Regions from separate parts of the Homo sapiens genome. Here region 2 is linked to region 1. A link is an interaction called in ENCODE POLR2A ChIA-PET data of the cell type or tissue named here. Cell type or tissue: HepG2. All regions are shown on one strand. Links, peaks and the distances in the headings refer to the core of each region. The heading gives the core; the rest is flanking DNA. Region 1 overlaps ITIH2 (inter-alpha-trypsin inhibitor heavy chain 2). Region 2 overlaps ATP5F1C (ATP synthase F1 subunit gamma).

The links. Peaks named below come from ENCODE experiments on the same cell type or tissue, not always from the same donor. Only the 100,000 strongest peaks of a DNase experiment are listed, where the experiment ranks them.
Region 2: POLR2A ChIA-PET joins it to region 1 with 5 read pairs; 6 of 35 experiments call an interaction of 5 or more read pairs at or near these places.

The regions. Positions count from the first base shown.
Region 1 is chr10:7,713,103-7,721,440 of GRCh38, reverse strand. ITIH2 (inter-alpha-trypsin inhibitor heavy chain 2) reads right to left here. Exons shown (of 21, transcript NM_002216.3): 5 at 8,156-8,260; 6 at 3,653-3,815; 7 at 478-585. Among named protein-coding and RNA genes, the nearest start is that of ITIH2, 14 kb to the right of the region's middle. In HepG2, for the core only: no CTCF peak of the experiment used is centred there; no DNase peak of the experiment used is centred there.
Region 2 is chr10:7,791,808-7,800,145 of GRCh38, reverse strand. It overlaps ATP5F1C (ATP synthase F1 subunit gamma), which reads right to left. Exons shown (of 10, transcript NM_001001973.3): 2 at 3,991-4,025; 3 at 2,968-3,099; 4 at 952-1,156; 5 at 231-374; 6 at 55-119. It overlaps LOC105376392 (a long non-coding RNA gene), which reads left to right. Exons shown (of 3, transcript XR_001747356.1): 3 at 645-715. Among named protein-coding and RNA genes, the nearest start is that of ATP5F1C, 7.8 kb to the right of the region's middle. In HepG2, for the core only: no CTCF peak of the experiment used is centred there; a DNase peak (open chromatin) is centred at 4,295.

The sequences.
Region 1 (8,338 bases), core at 1-8,000:
ACCTTTTTAGAAGAAAGCCGAAGAATTTCCTTCATCCCCTGTAGAAGGGCTGACTATGTGCTTTGGAAAGAGTTTGTGAAATGTTTTAATGCTCTTAGAGGAGTTTCTCCTTACAGGAGTCATAGTTGGTTATCGCTGGTCATTGAGGCAGAGAGCTGAACATGTCTTGCTATGGTTAATGAATGAAAATCTGCCATATAGGATGTGAAAGCTGTCCTTTAGCTACTGGTTAAGCAGGTGACTGACGGGGAAATGAGACTCAAAAAGGGACAATCTCTGGTCAAAATGGAAGGAAAGCACTGGGAGTGTTGTTCTGTGTATCCTGGGGAGGCCCTAGGCTCTACTTGGGGATCCCCATTTCTTCAACAGTGTCCTCAACACCAGCCTGCTTTTCTCTTCTCCAGAGCACAGAAGGAGAACAGAACCCACAATCCAGAGGCCCTGTGAATGCCTGGCAACACACAGGGCTCAGGGTACCTTCTGTTGTCCTTTAGAAATGACCGGAACACCATCGAAATGGCCTTCAAATGTGTCGGGAACATGAAGAAATCTCAGTCCCTGTGGTTCGATAACCCACACATCTACCTAGAGATGCAAGAGAAAATTACCCAAAGCATTAAAAGTCTTTAAAGTCTTTTTAAGCAAGAAGTAAAATTACAAATAAGTCCTCTGATGCTTTTCTCCTCCGCAGGTTTCCCGGGCACGACTCCACGATCTCTCCTGCAGGATCTGCAAGTTCCTGCGATGGGATTCATCTCACCACGGAGGCTTAACCCCCTTCTGTCGACTCAGAGCTCTCCTTCTGCTGCCTCACTCCCCCAGGAGTCGACTCCCTTCCTCATTCTATTCGAGTCTTTTTATTTATAAGAGCATTTGCATTGTTAGGGAAAAAAAGAATTCCTTCTTCTTTTTCCCTCATTGTTAAATAGCACTGCATCTACTCTGTAGACCTGTCAAAAGTAGACCATTTTCCCCAAATCTTGGGTTGTTTTATTTCTTCTCTGTCTTCTTGCTTTGAACAGACCTCATCTAGGGAAATCCCCTTTGGTGATTCTTGACCAAACCACAGTCATAGCTGCCATTTTTTTCTTTTTTAAATTTAATTCTATGATTTGTTTGTTTATATTTTTGTGTAATTATTTTGAAAAATCTGTATAAATTTAAGGAGTACAAATGCAGTTTGGTTACATGAATATATTGCACAGGGATGAAGCCCAGGCTTTTAGTGCAACTACCACCCAAGTAATGTACCTTGTACCCGTTGAGTAATTTCTCATCCCTCACCCCACTCCCACCCTCCCACACTTCTCCCAAGTCTCCCCACTCCCACCCTCCCACACTTCTCCCAAGTCTCCCCACTCCCACCCTCCCACACTTCTCCCAAGTCTCCCCACTCCCACCCTCCCACACTTCTCCCAAGTCTCCCCACTCCCACCCTCCCACACTTCTCCCAAGTCTCCCCACTCCCACCCTCCCACACTTCTCCCAAGTCTCCCCACTCCCACCCTCCCACACTTTCGAGTCTCCAATGTCTATCATTCCCCACCCTATGTCCCCGTGTACACATTATTCAGCTCTCTCTTATAAGTGAGAACCTGTGGTATTTGATTTTCTGTTTCTGAGTTACTTAGCTGCTATTTTTTCTTTTCTTTCTTTCTTTTTTTTTTTTTTTTTTTTTTTGAGACAGGGTCTCATTTTGCCATCCAGCCTGGAGTGCAGTGGCATGATCATAGCTAACTGCAGCCTCGATTTTTTAGGCTCAAGTTATCCTCCTGCCTCAGCCTCCCAAGTGGGTGGGACTACAGGGGAGCACCACCATGCCTGGCTAATTTATTTATTTATTTTCAGTAGAGGTGAGGTATCGCTGTGCTGCCCAGGCTGTCACTCAGTTTTTATTAATATTGTTATTATCAACAGTCTCAGTGATTGTCTCCTCCTAGGCTTAGATGCTAATCACATCTAACCATTGCTTCAAATTATTTACCACGGGATTCATGGCATTGAGGAAGAGAATGTGGGTTACTGACACTCATCCATCATCAGTAGTGGAAAAATGTCCAACAACACACTTAATTGTACAGAGCATCTTGGCCAAGTCACGTGCCCTGGATGGCGCTGCATTTGCCTGAAGGACGGGCATCTTTTTTCAATTCACGCAAAAGCACGGTATGTGCTAGGAGTGGCCCAGAAAAGAACTCAACAGCATAGACTCTGATAGTGAACTGATGCCAAACAGTGGGCATTATTGATCCCACGAGCAGCTTTTCAAATGGGAATTAAAGTTTCATCGTGATTAATTCATTCCCTTTCATCTCCCGTGTCTCCGGGCAATTCACAACCTGTCTGCTTTACTCTCCCATCTGCCGGGGGAGGGGCATGTTGGCCTCTGTACTCTCTTAGGTTTCCTCTTGCCTAGCTCTGCCTCTTACACTAAACAGTCATAGGATGTCACAAAGATTTGAGCAAAGAAAAGAGCAGTTTAGTCTTTATAGCAAGAGATGAAGATGACAGCAGAGGTGAGTTCAGATGGATAGTAATGCAGTGGATGACCGAGGCACTGCTCCCCTGCGGTGATGATGGCTGGGGTGGCAGGGAAGACAATCCACTTAACCTTCATCAAGCTCCTGTCATTGGCCACATATTACAGGAACAGGAAACCAAGTACTGCACATTCTCACTTCTAAGCAGGAGCTAAACATTGAGTACACATGGACACAAAGAAAGGAACAGTTGACACCAGGGCCTACTCGAGGGTGAGGGAGGGAGGAGAGAAAGGATCGGAAAACTACCTATCAGGTACTATGCTCATTACCTGGGTGGTGAAATCATCTGTACACCCAACCCCTGTGACATGGAATTTACCTGTGTAACAAACCTGCACATATGCCCCTGAACTTAAAAGTTAAAAAAAAAATAACTGAGAAACAAAAGTCTGTTACAGTACTCTTTTCATAGATGAGACAGCGAAGACTCAGGATAGCTGGTCCTTGAAGATTAGTGTCTTGGGTTGAATGGTGGCCTCCCCCCCTAAAGATGCGCCCAACCTCTGGAACCTGTGAATGTAGATTTATCTGGAAAAAGAGTCCTTGCAGATGCAATTAAGGATCTTGAGTTGAGATCATCCTGTACTACCTGGTGGACCCCAAATCTAATAGGTGTTCTTGTGAGAGAAAGGCAGAGGGGCATTTAAGATGCTCGGAGGAGGAGAGGATGCGACCGTGGAAGAAGAGATTGGAGTGATCTGACTACAAGGCCACAAGTCAAGGAAGGCTGGCAGCTGCCAGACAGCAGGAGAAGCAAGGAACGGGCTCTCCCCTGGAGCCTCCAGAGAGAGAGAGTGCAGCTCTGCAGACACCTTGACTTCAGACTTCCATGAGAGAATCAATTTCTGTTGTGTTAAGCTGTGGCGTTTGCTGTAACTTGTTATAGCAGACCTCAGAAACCACCATAATACGGCTGCTAAGGAGACCGAGAGCCATAAGGAAGTGGTGTGGCTGACTCCAAACCCACCATCTTTTCAATACATCCCACTGTCTTGTAGAGTTGAGTGGCATCCAACACCACAAGTGCTAGTGACAAGCAGAAAGTATAAATCAGGGTCAGAGACTATAAAAGGACAGTGTCACTGCCCACCCTACAGATCCAGGCTTACCTCTAAGTGTTTGGCCAGCCGTCCAGGTTGCAGATAGATCCTGTGCTCATAGGAGCCCAGCTTCCTCCACTTCACCTCCTGGTAGTGAAGTTCGAACTGCACCTTTGCTCCTGGGAGGACATTTACTTCCGTTCTGAAGTTTTCCATATCAAGAGCGCTGCTCCTAAAGGTGAAAGCCCCCAACAAAAGTCAACAGATACATGATTGAGCAGCAAGACCCAGAATCTAGGCAGAGGGCATGTAGAATTTCCTGGACCGTCCGTTCTGCTCAGTAGTTCATGAAAGTGAACAGTAGGTACACTAGAGATAAGTGCAGCTTCTAGATCAGTTGAATCCCAACAAGAGCTTCAGTCTCCTCTCCTACCCGATCTCCAGCTCCCAGAGCTTCTTACTGACTTGAGTGTTGTCTGCAAAAAACTACCAGGGATTGGCCCCTATCCTGGGCCAGGAATTTGACATCTATCATTGCTGATATAGCTGCTCTGCAATATGGAGATCATTACCCTGACTTTTCAGATGATAAAAAAATTAGGCTTGGGCTGGGTGTGGTGGTTCATGCCTGTAATCCCAGCACTTTGGGAGGCCGAGGCAGGCGGATCACGAGGTCAGGAGTTCGAGACCAGCCTGGCCAACATGGTGAAACCCCGTCTCTACTAAAAATACAAAAATTAGCTGGGCATGGTGGTGTGTTCCTGTAATCCCAGCTACTCAGGAGGCTGAGGCAGGAGAAATGCTTGAACCAGGACCCAGGAGGCAGAGGTTGCGTTGAGCCGAGATCACGCCATTGCACTCCAGTCTGGGTAACAAGAATGAAACTCTGTCTCAAAAAAAAAAAAAAAATAGGCTTGTAGAGGACCTGCTCAAGACCCCATGGCCAGTCCACTGTGGGATCAGAACTCACACCCAAGGTTGGGTGGTTCAAAGATAACACTCTTCCCATACTGCATTTGAGGCTCACTATAGGAGTTCTTGATATTTCTGAAGGTCTTCAGAAAGAAAAACTTTATTATTGCTCAAATTGAGTATGTTTCTCTTTTTTTTTTTTTTTTTTTTGAGCTGGGGTCTCGCTCTGCTGCCCAGGCTGTAGTGCAGTGGTGTGATCTCAGCTCACTGCAACCTCCGCCTCCAGGGCTCAAGCTATTCTCCTACCTCAGCATCCCGAGTAGCTGGGACTACAGGCATGCGCCACCATGCCCAGCTAATTTTTGTATTTTTAGTAGAGTCAGGGTTTCGCCATGTTGACCAGGCTGATCTCAAACTCCTGACCTCAGATGATCCACCCGCCTCCACTTCTGAAAGTGCTGGGATTATAGTCTGAGCCACTGCACCTGGCCTGAGTATGTTTTTCTATCATAAGGCCTTATTTTAGTCACATACATACTGAGTTCAATGTGATCATTGATCTTGAGGTGTTTATGGTTTAAAGAGAAAACAGCAGAATTATCAGTGCTGGTGATTCCAGCGTTAGGATAAACAGGGAATGATTTTTTAAATGAAATAAGTAAATACACTGGGCACAGAGGCTCATGCCTGTAATCCTAGCACTTTGGGAGGCTGAGGTGGGTGGGTCACTTGAGGTCAGGAGTTAACAGCCTGGCCAACATGGTGAAATCCTGTCTCTACTAAAAACGCAAAAATTAGCCGGGTGTGGTGGTGAGTGCCTGTAATCCTAGCTACTCAGGAGGCTGAGAGGGGAGAATTGCTTAGACCTGGGAGGTGGAGGTTGCAGTGAGCCCTGTCTCTCCTAAAAATACAAAAATTAGCCGGGCGTGGTGGTGGGTGCCTATAATCCCAGCTGCTCCGGAGGCTGAGGCAGGAAAATTGCTTAGACCTGGGAGGTGGAGGTTGTAGTGAGCCCTGTCTCTCCTAAAAATACAAAAATTAGCCAGGTGTGGTGGTGGGTGCCTATAATCCCAGCTGCTTGGGAGGCTGAGGCAGGAAAATTGCTTAGACCTGGGAGGTGGATGTTGCAGTGAGCGAGATCACGCCACTGCACTTCACTCTATCCAGGGTGATAGAGTGAAATTTCATTTCAAAAGAAAAGAAATAAATAAGTAAGCAAGGTGAGATGTTGCACAATCAGCCTAAGGGATTGGGGAGTTGTTGTGGATAGTCAGCTTGCGATATCAAATAATTGAAGAAAAAGATGAGCATGGCCTCGTGCAAAGCTTTGAGACAGAGCCTGCAGTGAGACACCGTGTTTACCTGAGGGTGCACTAGGATGGGAGCTCTGCGTTCCCTGCCGTATCTCCAGTGCCTAGAAGAGTTTCTGGTAGAAGTAAGTATTTGTGTGATGGATAAACAAATAAATGAATGGGTGATGTGGTCAAAATGATGGACAAAGATGGCAAAATGATTTTTTTTTTTTTGAGAAGGAATCTTGCTCTGTCACCAGGCTGGAATGCAGTGGCACAATGTCGACTCACTGCAACCTCCAACTCCCTGGTTCAAGCAATTCCCCTGCCTCAGCCTCCTGAGTAGCTGGGATTACAGGCACACGCCACCACGCCCAGCTAATTTACGTAATTTTAGTAGAGACGGGGTTTCACCATGTTGGCCAGGATGGTCTCGGTCTCCTGACCTCATGATCTGCCTGCCTCGACCTCCTAAAGTGCTGGGATTACAGGCGTGAGCCACCACGCCTGGCTGGCAAAATGATTCTTAAAGATAAAAGGACTGATTCACCTGCAGCAAGGCTAGAGGCATTTCCTCTGCTTGGAGCTTCTTCTCTCCATTCTCTACCTGGCTGAATTTTACTACAGTTGGTGCTCTGTATCCTCTGGGGTTTGGTTCCAGGATTCCCCAAGTATACCAAAATCCGGCGATGCCCAAGTCACTGTTATAAAACAGTATGGTGCAGTGGACCCTCCGTATCCACAGGTTTCATCCACAGTTGGTTGAATCTGAGAATGTGAAACCCATGAATACGAAGGCCAGCTGTAATCTACTTGGGCTCAGCTGACACATCAGTCCTCTGTGGGGATTTCCTGGACCCCCAGACAGGATGACACACTCGGCACTCGGAACTCCCATAGTGTTTTTTGTGTACCCTCTCTTCCGTATTAGCCCTTGCCCACTGCAGATATTGTTGTCACAGGTTCCTTGTCTGTCTCCTGCATGAGGCTGACGGTGTCCGCTTTTGTGTTGCTGCTGTCTCTGACAGAACTGGTACAGAGCTTGCATTTGATGCATTTTTGTTGAATGAACAAATGCATGAATGAAAGGAAAAGAACTTCAACTACAGGTGAGTTTGGGGATGTAAGAGAAGAGGAGAGGAGGAAAGAAACACGGCAGCATTTGGCCTAATAGTGAGCGTGGGCCAGGCACAGTGGCTCACGCCTGTAATCCCAGCAGTTTGGGAGGCCGAGGCGGGCGGATCACGAGGTCAGGAGATCGAGACCATCCTGGCCAACACGGTGAAACCCCGTCTCTACTGAAAAATACAAAAAATTAGCCGGGCATGGTGATGGGTGCCTGTAGTCCCAGCTACTCTGGAGGCTGAGGCAGGAGAATGGCGTGAACCCGGGGGGCGGAGCTTGCAGTGAGCCGAGATCGCACCACTGCACTCCAGCCTGGGCGACAGAGCGAGATTCCGTCTCAAAAAAAAAAAAAAAAAAAAAAAATAGTGAGTGTGCAGTGCAAGGAGTGAGAAGGTGAACATCCCTTTGAAGATTTTTTCCCTTTGAAGAGAAGCTACTTTTTGAGGGTGGCTTGGCATTCCCAGGTCTTACTTAGATTATAAGGGGAAAAAATAAACAAAGCCTAAGTGAAGTAACTGATGCTTAAGAAGACCCTATCGCAGCCCAGCATGGTGGTTTCAGCCCGTAATCCCAGTACTTTGGGAGGCTGACATGGGAGGATCGCTTGAGGCCAGCCTAGACAACAAAGCAAGGCCTTATCTCTACAAAAACTAAAAAAATTCGTCAGGCATGGTGGTGCACCCCAAGTCCCAGCTACTTGGGAGGCTGAGGCATTCCCGCTTGGGGCCAGGAGTTCGAGGTTGTAGTGAGCCGTGATCAAACCACTGCATTCCAGCCTGGGCAAAAAATTAAGACCTCATCTCAAACAACAACAACAACAACTACAATTAAAAAAAACCCCTTATCCCTACAAGTAGTCAGAATAAATCATTAAGGCAAATTTCAAACTTTTCCTTCTGCTTATATGTTAAGTTTCGTAACAAGATCACAAGATCACCAATATTTCTGTAGTTTCTCTCTTCACTCTTTAGAAAAAGCAGTGTTTATTTACAGAACATCCATCTACCTGCAAGACAGTGATGTAAGCACAACCAGCGTGGGATCACCCAAAACCCATTGGTTGAAGAGGGACCTTTAGGCGAATAGAAACTGCAGTGCCTAATTCTAACATCTGGCTCTGAGGAGGTTGCCATTGGCTCAGGTGCTGTGCCTTTCCAGAGGCTGCTTTGCTGCTGTGGGAAGGAAGTAGGAGAGGAAACCGTCATTGAGAGGCAAGGGCAAGCCTTGCTCACTCAGGCCTTACCTCACCAAGCCAGCCGTCTTGCCTTTTGCTCTGGCCTGTGCATAAAGAGCTCGGCCCACAGTTTTCTCCTTAATAGAGCTCCTAAATGTCTTGCCGTCCACAGTCCTAGAAAATGACAGAAGGTAACCAGTTGGTCAGAATAGTAATCTTTTTTTTTTTTCCCCTCGAGATGGAGTCTTGCTC
Region 2 (8,338 bases), core at 1-8,000, 79 kb before region 1:
CAAATCTCTCCATTCTATATGCCAAAAAATATGTATCATAGAAAAACTACTTACCAGCACTTGCAACGGTATTAAGGGAAAAGATGGGCTTTTCTTCTGTCTTATAGGAGATGACAGACCTAGAATTGACAAAAACAAATGTAAATCTCAAAATAATTTTTAAACTGTTATTTCAAAATATGAACAAAAGCATGAACATAAAAAAGCTTTGATTTCTAAATCTGTCTTGCCTGAATTTATTAAAGATGATGGAGCCTTCATCAAATTCATATCCAGAATTTAGTAATTCAAGGGCAATGACTGACGCATCTCCAAAAGTGGGGGGCTTTCTTCCCACTTCTTTGAATGCCACCAGAAACTGGTCAGAATGAGTCCTATAAGAAAAGCAAGAGCTCACATAGCTAGTTTAATAAGATTTCTGCTGAAAGAGCACAGGGGACAGGCAGGAGAAAACATTGTCACCATGGATCAGGTCTTTTGGGGTATGGGTGGTGGTGATTTCCTGAGTTGTTCCACACACTATCATCATTCCTTTCCTTCAGCACCTGCAAAGAACTAAGAACTAAAAATGAGGTCTGTTTTATATTCTTTTCCCCTTTATTCCTCTCCTTCTAATCCTAATGAACTATTGCTAACATTTCCAGGCTGTAACAGCTCCTCAGATGCCTCATTTGGCTTAATGCTGATAGCTTTTGATATTCACATGGCATTCAACTTATGATCCGGATGAAGAAGCAAAGGTAGAAAACAGGGGAAGGAAAACAGAAATGTTCCAATATATCCTGGAAAAAAGAAAAAGGAAACAAACACCCCCTTGTGAATATACCAAAAAAGGCCCTGAAGAATATACCTTGTTATTGATGAAGGTTTTGAGAGTTTGTCAAAACTTTTGAGAGAAGATTTATTCGTGCTTACATCTTTATGAAAATAAACAATATATATTTAAATTACCTATAAAGTATGCCTCTGATTTTGTCACCAATTCCAACAAGCATAACTTCTTTCCCAGCTGCTGTTAGTGTAGCAACCTCGCTTTTCATCTGTTTAGCAATGGAGGAATGAATAGCACCACACAGTCCTCGATCTGAGGACACACCAATAAGGAGGTGTTTCTTCTTGTCTTCAGGCCCCTTGATATCAGCTTTTTCATACAGAGCTTAAAAACAAACAAAAGCAGTAATTTTTTTATATGCAATACACTAAATACAATAAATCTCTAATTTACAAAGCAGTTGGTTATTTCCAAAATACGCATTTAAATTTAGCTGGCAACTGCCTAGTGTAAGCAGGTGTTCTTAGGACAGCTGTAAGCTGAGGCCGGGCACAGTGGCTCACGCCTGTAATCCCAGCACTTTGGGAGGCCGAGGTGGGCGGATCACCTGAGGTCAGGAGTTTGAGACCGGCCTGGCCAACGTAGTGAAATCCCGTCTCTATTAAAAATATAAAAATTGGCTGGGCACGGTGGCTCACGTCTGTAATCCCAGCACTTTGGGAGGCCAAGGCGGGCGGATCACAAGGTCACGATATCAAGACCACGGTGAAACCCCGTCTCTACTAAAAAATACAAAAAAATTAGCCAGGCGTGGTGGCGGGCGCCTGTAGCCCCAGCTACTTGGGAGGCTGAGGCAGGAGAATGGCGTGAACCCGGGAGGCAGAGCTTGCAGCAAGCTGAGATTATGCCACTGCACTCCATCCCGGGAGACAGAGCTAGACTCCGACTCAGAAAAAAAAAATACAAAAATTAGCCAGGTGTGATGGTGGGGGCCTGTTAATCCCAGCTACTGGGGAGGCTGAGGCAGGAGAATCGCTTGAGCCTGGGAGGGGGAGGTTGTAGTGAGCTGAGATTGCACCATTGCACTCTAGCCTGGGCAACAGAATGAGACTCCATCTCAAAAAAAAACACAAAAAGAAAACAAACAAAAAACAACAACAAAACACACACACACACATAAAAAAACAAAGGACAGCTGTCAGTTGAGATACTGAGGATTTGGTAGATAAATAGGGGGTTCACTGCATGATCTTCTTTACTATCAAATATGCATAAATCTTCCTTAAGTTAAAAATTCTTTTAGATAGCCTCAACTCAGGATAAGACAGCATGATCATAAAAAAGTTAAGAGAAAGAATGTAATTACAAGTTAAAATAGAAACTTCTTTCCCATTTCCAGCTCTTTACAACTTTATTTCCAAGATGAATTCATAATCAAACAAGTATAAAAGCATCTAAAAACACAATATAAATTCTTTTTAAACTGTCATATCTCATCTCTTTTCCATTAAGAAGACTAATTAAGGATGGATTACATAAATTTCTGAAGGAAAAATGTCTTCATGCTTTTGAAAAGATAAGAATGGTGATTAAGTATCTTGAAAATGGAGGTTCTCAGCTGCTTTTCCTGCTTCAACATCGTTCGGATTCTCAAAACACCATCATGAGTCATATCCATGACCACAAGGCCAGCTCTCCACTGCACTGCCCCTCACCCGCCCCCGCTGCAGTCCTAAAATGCCACACTACAAGGTCATAGGATGAAATTAAGCCCTTACATCTAACGCACGGTTTCCAAGTTCTTCTGATGGTATACTTAACAACTGGGAACATTTCAGAATATTTTAAAAGTTAACATGGTCACGTATAATGGCTAACAAATACACAGACTCGACACCAAACCACATAGGTCCAAACAGAGGCTCTTCATCCTTTTATATGTGATCTTAGGCAAGTTACTTAACTTCTGTGTGCTTCAGTTTTTCTCACTGGAAAGCAGGGATTCTAACAGTCCCTACCTGTACTACCTACACGGGTTGTTATCATTACGTGTCAAGTGGATGTAGATGAAAAATAAGTACATGGCAAGTGCTCAGATAGGCTTGACATCACTGTAAGCTCTAAATGTAAGTCATCAGTAGTCTTCCTTGTGTGAAACAGTTCTTCCTAATTTGTGAATTACACTCTTCCCTTACCTAAAGATCCCAATCCATATATTCGAGCTGGTTTCAGCTCTCTCTCAGCTCGGGCATATTTTGCTGCCGCTACCATTTTCATAGACTTGGTAATTTTCTGGATGTTTTTGATGGACTTTAGTCTCCTGGTGACTGAAAAATAGAAGTACTGTGTTAAGACAAAGGAATTACAGTATAACTTCCTTGTGAATTTATTGACATATTTTTCTGAAGTGCAAGGCAGAATAATGAGCGCTTAGATAAACAATAAACAGCACGATGCTAAACCAGTCTTAATATTAGAACTAGTACTAATAGCCGGGCACGGTGGCTCACGCCTGTAATCCCAGCACTTTGGGAGGCTGAGGTGGGCGGATCACGAGGTCAGGAGATCAAGACCATCTTGGCTAACACGGTGAAACCCCGTCTCCACTAAAAATACAAAAAATTAGCCGAGCGTGGTGGCGGGCGCCTGTAGTCCCAGCTACTCGGGAGGCTGAGGCAGGAGAACGGCGTGAACCCGGGAGGCGGAGCTTGCAGTGAGCCGAGATGGCGCCACTGCACTCCAGCCTGGGTGATAGAATGAGGCTCCATCTCCAAAAAAAAAAAATAGAAATAGTACTAATAAAAGGAAGGCAAAACTAGCTACTACTTAGGACAAGCAAATGGCAACATAAGACAATAATATACATTTAAAACATTAAATGGTATTGAAAGTTGCCTTAACCACATATTCCATAACATTATTTATATATAACATGATTTACCCCTTCCCACACATACACCCACCTACACCAACACTGGTATAATTTTTTCTAGTTATATCATGATCATTCTACAAACAACAGAACATAGCTGTCTCAGGTGTCCTTTCTTACTGGTCTTTTCAGAACAAGTCCAATGTCCCAAACATACAATGGAAATCCATTTGGTCAGTTTTGATCAAATACACAATGGGCTAAAGCAGTATATTTTTGAAAGTATTTGTATTTGTCAAAATTTAGTTTTTCTCAATTCACATATTGAGACAAACAACATACTTACTATCTTTCAAAGTTGCCATATTTCGAACTTGAATCCTGAGGATAAAAGTTTTAAAAATGTTTCAGTTTTTTGAAAAATAGTTCCATTATACAAGAAAAACTTTCAGTTAATATATATTTATTTAAAGAATACCCCATAAAGAAACAATCTATCAAATACAGGACTCAGAATGTATATGAATAGACATATATTTAAATCCCTTAGTAGTGGCGCAAATCCCTGTATTGAAGGCCTCCTTTTATTTGGCCTGTCTGTACCACCACCTTCCCAGAAGTCAACATGCTCTATTGACTCACACATGCTCTAGTCCCACCTCCATATCTTTGCTTATCTTGTTTCCATGACAGAAAAGCCCCTCCCCTTGTTAAGCTGCCCAACTATACTTCGAATCAAGGCCAGCCACTCTAAAAATTTCCTTAGTTCACAGCAACCTCTTCCAGTAACAGAGTCAATGATATAGTCGAACATGACTACACGTGTAAAAGTAGTTTATATAAACTGATTCTTAACTTTTTCAATTTAGCTCAATAAACATTTACCAAGATGCTCTAAATTCCAGGCACTGGTAAACACGACATGGTCTCTGACATATTGTTACCTTGTAAACAAGGTTCATAAAAAATTACATTTACATAACATTTAGTATTTTTTTTCAAGTCTTTAAAATTGAAATGCTAATGTGCAGAAGTCAAAATGATTAGGCTTAAATGAAATGTTGGTGAAAGATGAATATGAGAGAATTCCTGGCCTAATGGGGGAAGACATGCTAAAAAATATTAGATGATCTTTCTGCCTTCAAATCCATACAAAGTGCCTGTGTTTGCAGGCAAAGCTACACAGGAGAACTGAGCATGATGAAATGTGTGCACAAAGTAGAGATGTGAGGAGGGGATTCTCGGGAACAGAATGTCATTTTAAGAGCATTCATGATCAGGAAAGAGTGAGAAATGGAGAAGGGGAAACTGGACACATGAGTTGGGTTTGTTACTTTAAATAATTAATATTTTTAAATATCAAAAAAAGCAAATTGGTTTAAATCTTATTTGTAGGTTAATAGGGAAATGAATGTTTATAAGCCCACAAATCAGTTTAGTATTTCAGCAAAGTATCTCACATGGCAGTGACAAGCGTAAAATGAGGTTGGAGTTTTGATGAACACAGAAGACATGGGGATGTAGGCTGCCACAGCCTCAGGAGAGACCTCAAGAACCTGGATGAAGATGCTGGCAAAGCAATAGGAGACTAGATTTGCAAGCATTTAACTTCTTCACATGTACATTCGTAGTAGAAAGGAAAGCAGTAAGAATGATCTAAGGTTTCTCTAATTGAATGACCTTGGTGGACAGTGACTAATATCTCTCATGAGCATAGGTTAGAGGCAAAAATCCTCAACAGTGTATTAGCAAATCAAATCCAACAATGTATTAAAAATAATTATACACCATCACTACGTGGGATTTACTCCAGGTATGCAAAGCTGGTTCAATATTAAAAAATCAAATAATATAATCTATTACGTCAACAGGTTAAAGAAAAAATCATACAATCAATAGGTGCAGAAAAAGCATCCAACAAAATCTAACACCCAGTCATGAAAAAGTCTCTCAGCAAACTAGGAATAGAGAACTTCCTCAACCTGCTAAAAAAAAAAAAAACAACACACAAAATCTCTGATTTAATGGGAGAGGCTAGGAGCTTTCCCCATAAGATTGCGAACAAGACAAGGAAATCCCCACTCATCACTCTTCTTCAGTATCATACTGGAAGTCTTAGCTAATGCAGTAAGACAAGAAAATAAGAGGCATAGAAATTTGAAGGGAAGGAATAAAACTGTTTTTGTTCATAGATGACATGATTATCTATGTAGAAAATCCCAAAGAATAAAAATAGCCCCTCCTAGAACCAATAAGCATTTATGACAAGGTTGCAGGATATAAGGTTAGTGTATATAAAAAGCTAGTTGCATTCCTCTGCAGCAGCCCTGAACTACTGGAGTATGAAGTTAAAAATGCCCGCACACAATTGTATGGTTAAAATGATAAACTTCATGTTCCATGTGTTTTACAATTTTAAAAATCCATTAGAATCTCAGCAAGTTTGATTTTAGTTGATATCTATTTTGTGGATATCAATAAACTGATTTTCAAGGTTATATAGGAAGGCCAAAGACCTAGAAAAGTCAAACAATATTGTCAGGACTGACACTACCTGACGTTAAGACCTCCTCTAAAGTTACAGTAATAAAAAAGCAAAAGCAATTCAAGGAAAAAAGGATATTCTTTTCAACAAACAAATGGCACTGGAACAACTGGACACTAATATGCAAAAATATTAATCTGTACAATGACTTTACAAATTTAATAAAAATTAACTTAAAATGAATCACAGGCCTAAATATAAAATGCCAAACCATAAAACTTCTACAAGATACCACAGGAGACAATCCAGGTGCCTTGGGTTTGGCAATGAGTTTTTAAACACAACACCAAAAGCATGATCCATGACAGAAAAAAATGAGTTGGGCTTTATTGAAATTTAGAACTTCTGTCCTGTGAAAAATACTGTGAAGAGAATGAAAAGTCAATCCACAGGCTGGGAGAAAATATTTCTAAAACTCATCTCTGATAAAGGACTTGTATCCAAAACAAACAACTCTTAAAATGCAATAAGAGAACAAACAACCCAAATAAAAAAAATGGGCAAAAGATCTGGAAACTTCACCAAAGAAGATCAACAGATGGCAGGGCCAGGTGCGGTGGCTCACGCCTATAATCCCAGCACTTTGGGAGGCCGAGGCAGGCGGATCACGAGGTCAGGAGTTCCGAGACCAGCCTGACCAACATGGTGAAACCCCGTCTCTACTAAAAATACAAAAAATTAGCCAGGCGTGCTGGTGGGCACCTGTAATCCCAGCTACTCAGGAGGCTGAGGCAGAAGAATCGCTTGAACCCAGGAGGTGGAGGTTGTGGTGAGCAGAGATCGTGCCATTGCATTCCACCTGGATGACAGAGCAAGACTCTGTCTCAAAAAACAAAAACAAAAACCAACCAGATGGCAAAAAGCACATAAGATGATGCTCAGTATCATGTCATTAGAGAACTGCAAGTTAAAACAGTAAGATATCACTACACACCTGCAAGAATGGATAAAACCCAAGAAACTGACCAGCAAATGATGATGAGGATGTGGAGCAAAAGGAACTCTCATTGATGGCTGGCAGAATGTAAAATAGTACACAGCCACTTGGGAAGATGTTCTGGTAGCTTTTTACAAACCTAAACCTAGTCTTAACTTACCCAACTGAGATGAAATGTTATGTCCACATAAAACCTACACAAGAGCATGTAAAGCAGCTTCATTCATGATGCCAAAAGTTGGAAGCAACCCAGATGTCCTTCAATACATGAATGGATAATCTAACTCTGATACATCCATACAATGGACTATTATTCACCAAAACCACAAAGGAGCTATTAAGTTATAAAAAGGCATGGAGAAACCTTAAGTGCATACTGCTAAGGGAGAGAAGGCCATCTGAAAAAAAGCAAATACTGTATGATTCTGGCTATGTGACATGCCAGAAAAGCCGAGGATCTAGCAATAGTTGAGAGAAGTGGTTGTCAGGGTTTTGGGGAGAGTAGAGGAGGGATTTTTAGGGCAGTGAAGCTCTTTGGCATGATATTGTAATGGTGGATACATGTCATTATGCATTTGTCCAAATCCGTGGAACTGTATAACAAAAAGAGTGGATCTTTGTTTTTTGCGGTTTGAAGACAGGGTCTCACTCCCCTCACCCAGGCTATAGTGCAGTGGTGTGATCATGGCTTCCTGCAGTCTCAACTTCCTGGGCTCAGGTGATTCTCCCACTACAGCACGAAAAATATTAGGTTTGGTTTTAAGAATGAATCTACTAAAGGAAAAGATAAAAGCTGGCAAATCCTGACAAGCTCTGTTATTTCAGAGCACAAACTACCTGCCATGACTGTTCTACTACAACAGCTTTTCATAATCACACTTGAAAAGTAATACCAGTTTTTGGTCAACCTTCCTTTTTTGGTGTAGTAATGACTTTTCTCCCTGAACACAAAATTTATTGGTTATAACAAGTCACTCTTGGATATTATTGTTTTAGGCAGACACTTCAACTGACACAAGTTTCTAGTCAGAGAATACCATATGGTATAAATTTGAATTGAATACCATATTTGGACAAACACAGAATGTTTTGGTTTCCTTAAGTACTCCAAGTCAGAGGTATGAAGAGGTAGCATCTTTTGTGATAATGCTACGCATTTGCCCTAATTTCATGTGTTTTAAAGCACTCTCATGTTTAGCTTTCATTTAATTC